2 separate regions of the Homo sapiens genome follow, and region 1 is linked to region 2. A link is a contact called in ENCODE Hi-C data. All regions are on one chromosome and are shown on one strand. The core of a region is the stretch at or near the end of the contact, and the rest is flanking DNA. Distances in the headings are between cores, read along the strand shown.

Region 1 (4,537 bases), core at 1,408-3,907, 240 kb before region 2:
CCGTCTCAAAAAAAAAAAGAAAGAAAGAAAGCAGAAGTTTATCTTCAAACATTCATTCTGCTCTAAGTCTAGTTTGGCTCTCTGTCACCCAGTGCCTTCACCCTACCACCCTCTGTCCAAACCTTTTTTATGACACCTTTTCCTGACCTATTCTCTTTAGTATGACTTAACTTCTCTTTAGTATGATATAGTTACAAATTCTAGCTCTACCTATCAAAATTGTATCTCCTTAAGTTGTTAGTAGATTAAAAAAAAAAGATATCCTAGTCAGTCTTCAAACTGAACCTGAAGGTGTGAGTTTGGTTCCCAAACTTATTCAGTGCCAGACATTTGAAAATGATACTGCTCTTTGCAAAGCATTTATATAATTAATTTTATCATAAAAATTTGGAACAACTTTACTAACAAAAATAACTGTGGTATTATGTATTTAATATGTAATCAAACATAAAAAATAAATGTTTACTAAAAAATTATTAAAGGTTAGTTTCTGAATTCTCCCAGTATATTCATTTGTTGCTATTTATCAGTAGCAGGCATCAATAAAGTAAAATACATTAAATAAAGGTAAAATTTAGAAAATTCTATTCATAAACCTTTTTTATCTTCCAATTAAGGAAACTGGAAGACAGTGGAATTAACATATACCCAGAGGTAGTTTCAGAACAATCCCTGTGGCTATCAATACCTCTAAGGAACATTTATTTAAAAAAAAAAATTGTCCTAGTTGGCAAAAATTTAAATACAATTTCTGAAGTCGCTGAGGTAGCTCAAAGAAGAGAATCTTTTTATGGAGGAAGGAAGGTCTTTCCTACACACTCGCTTTCCCTAGAGGAGAGAGATCCTGCTTCCCAAATCCTCCCCAGATGAGAAGGATCTACACAGTGCTTCCTGCCCCATCCCTTCTTTTCCCACCCTCCTCCCTCCGTGGAAGCCAAGAATATCCTGGAACCCTAACCAGACTGTGCCTGCCCACGATGCCTGGGTAAAAGAGACCCTAAATGGTCCCAGTTCTGGGCTGTTTAGACTCAGATGCTGATGGTCTTAAGGACCTGTTCATCTCCAGCCCAGTGCCTCCCTGACAAAGGCTTGGTCTAGGAAGAGCTGAAGGGAGAAACCAAGAGTCAGTCTTTGGGTGCAACTAAACCTGCCCCAAGTCACTTAGATTTTGAGAACCTAAAGGATGCTCAGAAATAATCTGGCTTACCTACCCACTTAGAAAAACTGTGGTGTTTTTTGTTTTTTTTTTTGAGATGGAGTCTTGCACTGTCACCCAGGCTGGAGTGCAGTGGCGCAATCTCAGTTCACTACAACCTCCGCCTCCCAGGTTCAAGCTACTGCCTCAGCCCCACAAGTAGCTGGGATTACAGGCACCTGCCACCATGCCCAGTTTTTGTATTTTTAGTAGAAAGACGGGGTTTCACTATATTGGCCAGTCTGGTCTCAAACTCCTGACCTTGTCATCCACCCGCCTTGGCCTCCCAAAGTGCTAGGATTACAGGCATGAGCCACCATGCCCGGCCAGAAAAACTGGTTTTTAAGCAATTACTGTATTTAGAAAGTATTTTCTACTTGAAAATTTTCAGTTAACACTTACATAGAGTCACAAAGGTCATAATTAAAATCTGTGTCCCGGATCCTAGAAAGACTGATAGCAGCATCCCTTTTCTTGGAGGACGGAATATATCACCATGAACAAGTTTCCAGCCAAATTCTTCCTGGGCATCTTCCTAAAAGGGGAATGAAATCAGTTCGATTGTCTCATGGTATCAACAAGACAACTATAGACAGTTTGTTCACTGTTGAATATGCTGTTACAGAAAACAGGTTTTTTTTAAACTTAAAAATGTTAGTACCTATTTCAATTTTGAAGAATACAGCTTGACTCATGGAGCTTAATATGGCTTTGCTGAACTGTCTTATATGTCAGTTTCTTAAATTTATGACATTAAGGTCTACAAATATACTTATTGAGAAACTTTACAAAGACAATGTGATTGCTACCTAATTCTACTCTAAGTCAAGCTTTGTGATCTGACTTGATGACGATTTTTAGTCACATTCTATCCTCTTCATCCTACTCTTAATGATCTCCACAATAAGCAAATGGCATTAGCTCTCATATTCTAGCTACTTTGCTAATACAGTAAGCATGGATGTAAACATTCATTGAGCACCAACTATAAGCTCGGCTCTGTTTAAAACACCAGATACCACAGTGAGTGTAACAGAAAAATTCCTACTCTCAGGAGTACATGATCTCATTGGGAAGGCAGACAATAAACAAAATAAGTCAGGAAAGTATACTGTACATTAGATGGTAATAAGCGCTGTACAGAAAAACAGGATGTATGGGTGTGTGCAGGACAGGATGTAACATATGTGATGGCTGGGAGGGGTTCAATGGGAAGATCACATTTTGTAAAGATCGGAGGGAGGTAAGGGAACTAGCCATGTAAATGAGGGGCAGACCTTCTTAGCAGATAAAACAGTGAGCTTCGTGAAGGCTCTGAGGTGGAAACCTATGTCTGCCTGGTCTGAGGAACAGCAAGGTAGCCGGCACAGGTGCAGCAGAGTGCTGAGGTAACGTGGGGCCTTAGAAGCCACTGTAAAGCCTCTGACTCTTGCTCTGACTGAACAGAAGTCCCTGGAGGGCCGTGCTCAAGAGTGAAATGATCTGACTTCTGTTTGAGCAGTTTCACTCTGACTGCTGTGCTAAGAGATGGGAAGTAGGACAGGGTTGTGGAAGCAGAGTCACCACTGGCCTGGTTCCACATGGCAACGCTGTGCAAATTAAGATAAAACTCCATTAACAGCAATTATGTGGAACAGCCAATTATAAACAGAGTATTTTAAAATCATTTTAATATTTAATAAGACATAAAATCAATAAAAATCATAGGAAAGAGACTATAGAGTACAAACGTTAAAAGCTTATGAATATTCATATATATTTTCCCCAATCAGAACAGGTCAGAGAGGTTGGGGGACAGGAGGCTGAAGAAGCTGGGGGAAGAGAATACAATAAAAACCTGAGTTTTTTGCATTCATTCCAAATTACTGTGATTCTTGTGAAAATTCTTTTATTATGCTGCCATGAAATGAAGAGTAGAAAATGTGTAACACTGTGCAACTTAAAAAGTTTGAGACTAAAGAGGCTGGAACATGCAATTATTTTAAATATATCAAAAGGTTGAAATGATACAAATTTGTTAAGATTAATTTTAAAAAATTAACCACACAAATAAAAATTGCTTAGGAGTTATTCCATTCAACTTTGTGGTTTCACAAACAGGTATGTGTCAGGGATGGAGAAACCTTACAGAGTTGTAACTGTGCACCTACACCCCACGCTGCACCAGTCCATTCCCACACAGGAGGCTGTGAACAGGTCAGCTCCCAAGGCTGTGCTGACTCCATTTCTATTTTTTTTTTTTTTTTTTGAGACAGAGTCTTGCTCTGTTGCCAGGCTGGAGTGCAGTGGCACGATCTTGGCTCACTGCAGCCTCCGCCTCCTGGGTTCAAGCAATTCTCCTGCCTCAGCCTCCCGAGGTAGCTGGGGCTACAGGTCCCCACCACCACACCCAGCTAATTTTTGTGTTTTTAGGAGAGATGGGGTTTCACCATGTTGGTCAGGCTGGTCTTGAACTCCTGACCTCAGGTGATCCGCCCACCCCGGCCTCCCAAAGTGCTGGGATTACAGGTGTGAGCCACCGCGCCCAGCCAAGAATATTAATTCTTAAGTATCACTTTCTTATTTGAAAATGTGAATTCAAGATAACTTTTGAGAAGAATTTTTTTGTTTTTGTTTTTGTTTTTTGAAGAATGTTTTAAAAGCAGATTCTAAAGCTATTATTTTACCTTTTTGCAAAATAACAATAAACAGTGTCCTTGGCAGACTAAAGACTAAAATGTTTCCACTTACCGTAGAGTCCATCTGATTATATCTAGCAATATCTTTGTGCAGTGTCCGTAACATAATCATAGCTACCATTCCAGATAAGAAGAGAACAATGACCAGGGAATTCATAATGCTGTAGAAATAAGCACATCATGAGTAATCTGTAGCTTAATCCTAGGAACAGTAAAACTCTTTTAAAAACTGTTTATTGAGTAACATTAAAACAGTCTTGATCAAAATCAAAATGAAAGCTATCTGAAATCCAACAAATTCAATGAACTGTGTTCTTTCATGTTTCCCTCCAGTAGATAAATAACATTATATACTTATCATAATACAGTTTCATAGTCTGTTTAGAACTAGAATTTTTTGGTACATGGTCAATATTATGAAATAACTACTGTGCCCAAATCACTGCCACAACAAAGGACTGGCTTGTGCCCTCAAGAAATTTACTGAAGAACAACTTTACTCAGTAAATTAGTGAGTGTCAAAAAGATCAGACAGCAATAGGAAAAGGAGAGTTATGGCAACATGAACAACTCTAGATAAAAGTTTTGAATCATGTTTGAAGGGGATAATAATAAAGTCATAGCAACAACAGCGGCTTCTGTTTCTGAACACTCTTATGTGCCA
Region 2 (4,242 bases), core at 775-3,274:
TATCAAAAAAAAGGGGCTGGGCACGGTGGCTCACACCTGTAATCCCAGCACTTTGGGAGGCCAATGCAGGCAGATCATGAGGTCAAGAGATTGAGACCATCCTGGCCAACATGGTGAAACCTTGTCTCTACTAAAAATACAAAAATTAGCTGGGCATGGTGGCATATGCCTGTAGTCCCAGCTACTCGGGAGGCTGAGGCAGGAGAATTGCTTGAAGCCGGGAGGTGGAGGTTGCAGTGAGCCGACAGCACACCCCTGCACTCCAGCCTGGTGAGAGCGAGACTCTGTCTCAAAAAAAAAAAAGAAGGTTGGGAGGACAGATCCAGTTTGTCAGAGGAATTACTTGAACTAGCTGAGTCCTTCACTATATAAAAATGTTTTACTTAATATAACTATTTCAAAATTAACAGGCAAAACCCCACCAGAATGGTCTTTCAACAAACTGAAAAATTTATCAACAGTGTCTTCTTCAAGTACTCTGCAGCCTAAGTTTTAAATGAACTAGTTCTAGAATATGATGTCATGTTTATCCACCAAGTCATAAAATCTCTGTATTACCCCCTCATAGAATTTTTGTACTAGGAATTACCTTGGAGATCATTTAGTTCAATACCTTTATTTTATACACAGTGAGGTGGCGGCCCAAAGAATTCAGCTGACTTGCTTGATGCTCTTTCTTGTGTCTGACAATGTTCCTCCATACTCACAGCACTTTAGACGTTAGAAGAACCTAATGACATCTGTGGGAGGCAAAAGCTACTCGACTATTTTTACAGAATCCTGGAGCAGAAAGGCTTCTGAGATCACAGAGTTACAAATTCCTACCAAATGATTCAATTCTGTTTACATCATCCCTCAAAATCATCAAGTTTACTCAAGCATCTAAATAAGAAACAGCATATTCCATTTTTCAAAATAATCACAACTTTTGGGAATGACTCTCATCTTTTGATCCAAAAGCTATGTCCAGTAACTTCTTACTGACCCTCCCGCTAGTCTCTGGAGTTAGGAAGACTGACACAAGCAATGTAAACACTTTTCTATGAGAGTTTCCACAAGCATAAGGATAATGACCCTATGCCTACAAAGCATACACATCCCCAGCTTATTTAATCAGTTCTCCTAAGACCTGCTATCCAGGCCCCTCACTGCCACAGGTGTTATCTATGTCTTCGTAAAAAGCAGCACCCAGAAGTGGCTGGGAATGGCCAGATCAGTCCTGACTAAGTGTAAACATCACCTCTCCTGATCTGAGTGCTACATATCTGGTAATTTAGCCTACAAATAAACTGCATTCTGACAGACACGTTAGTTGGTTTAAACTGAGTCAACTACAACTATGAGGTGAATGGCATGAGTCTCTTTCACCCTGTGCTGAAGAGGCTGGATTTTATCTATAATGGGCCTCCCTTCAACTGTTTCCCTGTTATTCAAGTACTCACACAGCCTCTGACTCAGGCAGCCTCTCGACTGAAAACGGCGACTAATCCAGTCCACTCCACATCCTGGACTGTCACTCACCCCCACGCCACAGAAACCTGTTTCTTTCTCATAAGCTGTGGATAAGGTGGAATGTGTAAACTACTCCCTGATACCAAGTTTCCAGGTAAAAAGCACTGTCAAAGTTGACACTATTTTCCTTAAAACATTTAAAAACCCATACTTTTACATGCAAAATCAATATAAAATCATCAGTAACTTGGTCTTTTTTTTGGTTAAGGTTTATTGCTTCAGTCTCTTTCAAAGAATTTTTTGATACTTAAACCTTTACAGAAAAATTTATAAAGTTCCACAGATATCAACAATTCATAAATTCCAAGGGGCTTTTGGATAGTTTTTTTTAATCACTATAAAAAATTTCACTTCCCATTTAAAACAAAAAAAAACACAAAGTGCACACACGTACACGAGGCTAACTGCTCATTACATGCTCAGTCACAGGGTGACAGAGAAAAAAAAAGTCACCACCATAAAAGGAGGTCTGCACAGCCTCTCTTAAAACAACATGCCACAGTTAAAACTTACTTCAGTTTGGACAACTACTCACAGCTACTACACAGAGACCCGAACGAGTCACTGATATGTAAGTACAAGATCTTTTGCTTTTTCAACAAACTTTTTAAAGAAAAACTTTAAAAGCCTAAGTTTTAAGGTAAAAGGTAAAAAGGAAAACAATCTATTTAAGAACAAGCTACCATCACTTCTAACAAAAATTATATTAATAATGTAAGTTTACTCTCTCTGCTGACTGGTAGGTCTAGTTAGTTCTTATAAAGTTGACTGAAAGCGATGGGTCCACCAGAAATATCTTTGTCAAAAAATAGGGCTCACTTCATGTACTACTGTATAAACTCACAATGACAAAAGACAGTATCAAGCAAAACTATGCAAATAATGCCAATATTTCAGGATAACTTAGTATGAAGGAAAAGGAACAAAGTTATTTTAATATAGAATATTCCTATGCTATAGGAATTATTAGAAATATAAGATTATTTCTCAGGATAGAATCTCAGGGGTAGAATTCCTAGGGCAAAGGGTATATTTTCTAAAGCTTTAGATATAAAACGGTACTTTTTGGTCTACAAAAACATTTTACCAATTTACCCTCCCGCCAGCAAAGAGTACCAATCTTTGCTTTTTAAATGCTAAATACTACTAATTAGATAAGTGAAAAAAAAGTCTGTTGTGTGGTTTATACTTGTGTTTACTTAGACTAAACGTATCTTTTCTATGTGCCTGAGGGGAAAAAATCACAATGAATTCTATGCAGTGCTTTGGCAACATTTATGTCCAGGTTGGGAATGGTGGTAACAGAAACTTGGCAAAATAGAAGCTGTGAAGAGACTTCCTTTAAAGGGCAGTGAGGGTTTTATATATGTGTGTTTGTGTGTGTGTTGGGGGAGGGGGGCGTGGTATTTTGTTTTTTTGGTGTCACTCTGAGTACAATATAGTGTAATAAGAGCAAGGGCTCTGAAATCAGGATCAAATGAAATTTACAAGCTGTGTGGCCCCCCCACACACAAGTTACCTAATATCTGGCTTCAGCTGCTTTACCTGTAAAATGGGGAGTATTACTACTGCCAAGTCCTTACAACATTGCCTCTCATTATAAGTGCTAAAAAACTGTCTCCCATCATTCTTCTCCCATCTCTCTGGCCACTGACGTACCAGAGGGTGAATCCAACAGATATGTTATGGATATTTTACATAAAGACCCTGAATCAGGCTGGGTGTGGTGGCTCACTCCTGTAATCCCAGCACTTTGGGAGGCCGAGGCAGGCGGATCACCTGAGATCAGGAGTTCGAGACCAGCCTGGCCAACATGGTGAAACCCCATCTCTACTAAAAATATAAAAGTTAGCCAGGCACGGTGGCACTCACCTATAATCCCAGCTACTCAAGAGGGTGAGGCAGGAGAATCCCTTGAACCTGGGAGGCGGAGGTTGCAGTGAGCCGAGATTGCGCCACTGCACTCTAGCCTGGGCGACCATGCGAGACTCTGTCTCGATAGATAAATAAATAAATAAATAAATGGCCCTGAGTCTATGGATGATCACACATCTAACTGTGCTTACTGGTAGGACTGCACACTTCTTATATTTTAGCATGTTTTCTCTCTGCGGGTTCACTGCACTTTTTGGACATAAAACCACAAAGAATATGCTACTCCACAAAATGTTCACTCACATGTTTATGTATCGCGTTAGTGACAATGGTAATGATCCCTTGCATAAATTACTTTCATCTGGCTTCCTAGAGCTAATTAGTACCATGACCAGTCAGTTAATGGAATAAATATTAACTCAGGTTTCTATATGACTTTAATTCATTTATTTATTCTATAGATATTTACTAGATATCTATTGTAGGTTGGTTCTGTAGCATTCTATAGGATAAAATGTTGGATGAGATCAAGTCATCATCCTCAAGAAGCTTACATTTAAAAGAGCTTCGCACCTAATAAAGCCGTTTACAGGGATACTTTTCTCTCTGCTATGGTTAAGACCTGCTGGAGTTGTTAGGCAGCCCTGGACGTGGCCTGTGTAGAGGACGCGTGGTGTTCTCCAGTCTGGGGGGTTTATCACCTTCTCAAGAAGTCTGGGCATTGTATAAAATGAGATAACACATGTGAGAATCCTCTGAAAGCTGTGACAGTAACACAGATGGCTGTGGTGTTTTGGAAGCCCAAAGAGAAGAATAAAAATATTTTGTTAAATCTCTGCAAATATCTAAAAAGTA

The links. A loop is a pair of places that touch in the nucleus more often than their neighbours do. Pooled maps may share reads with other maps.
Region 1: a pooled map shows a loop between it and region 2 (3-fold over the local background). The contact joins the enhancer-like site here to the promoter of GPR183 in region 2. A Hi-C loop is called at or near these places in 4 of 37 single-sample maps with no recorded cell type and 3 of 50 pooled maps.

Annotation. Positions count from the first base shown.
Region 1 is chr13:99,541,056-99,545,592 of GRCh38, reverse strand. It overlaps TM9SF2 (transmembrane 9 superfamily member 2), which reads right to left. Exons shown (of 17, transcript NM_004800.3): 9 at 3,926-4,034; 10 at 1,598-1,730. Among named protein-coding and RNA genes, the nearest start is that of LINC01039, 34 kb to the left of the region's middle. RefSeq lists an enhancer at 2,283-2,342 and a silencer at 2,693-2,762. Within about 2 kb of position 2,657, at least 7 of the 41 ENCODE cell types and tissues checked have a DNase peak (open chromatin) inside an H3K27ac peak, as active enhancers do.
Region 2 is chr13:99,305,181-99,309,422 of GRCh38, reverse strand. It overlaps GPR183 (G protein-coupled receptor 183), which reads left to right and starts at 2,024. Exons shown (of 2, transcript NM_004951.5): 1 at 2,024-2,083. All of the region lies in intron 4 of UBAC2 (UBA domain containing 2), which reads right to left.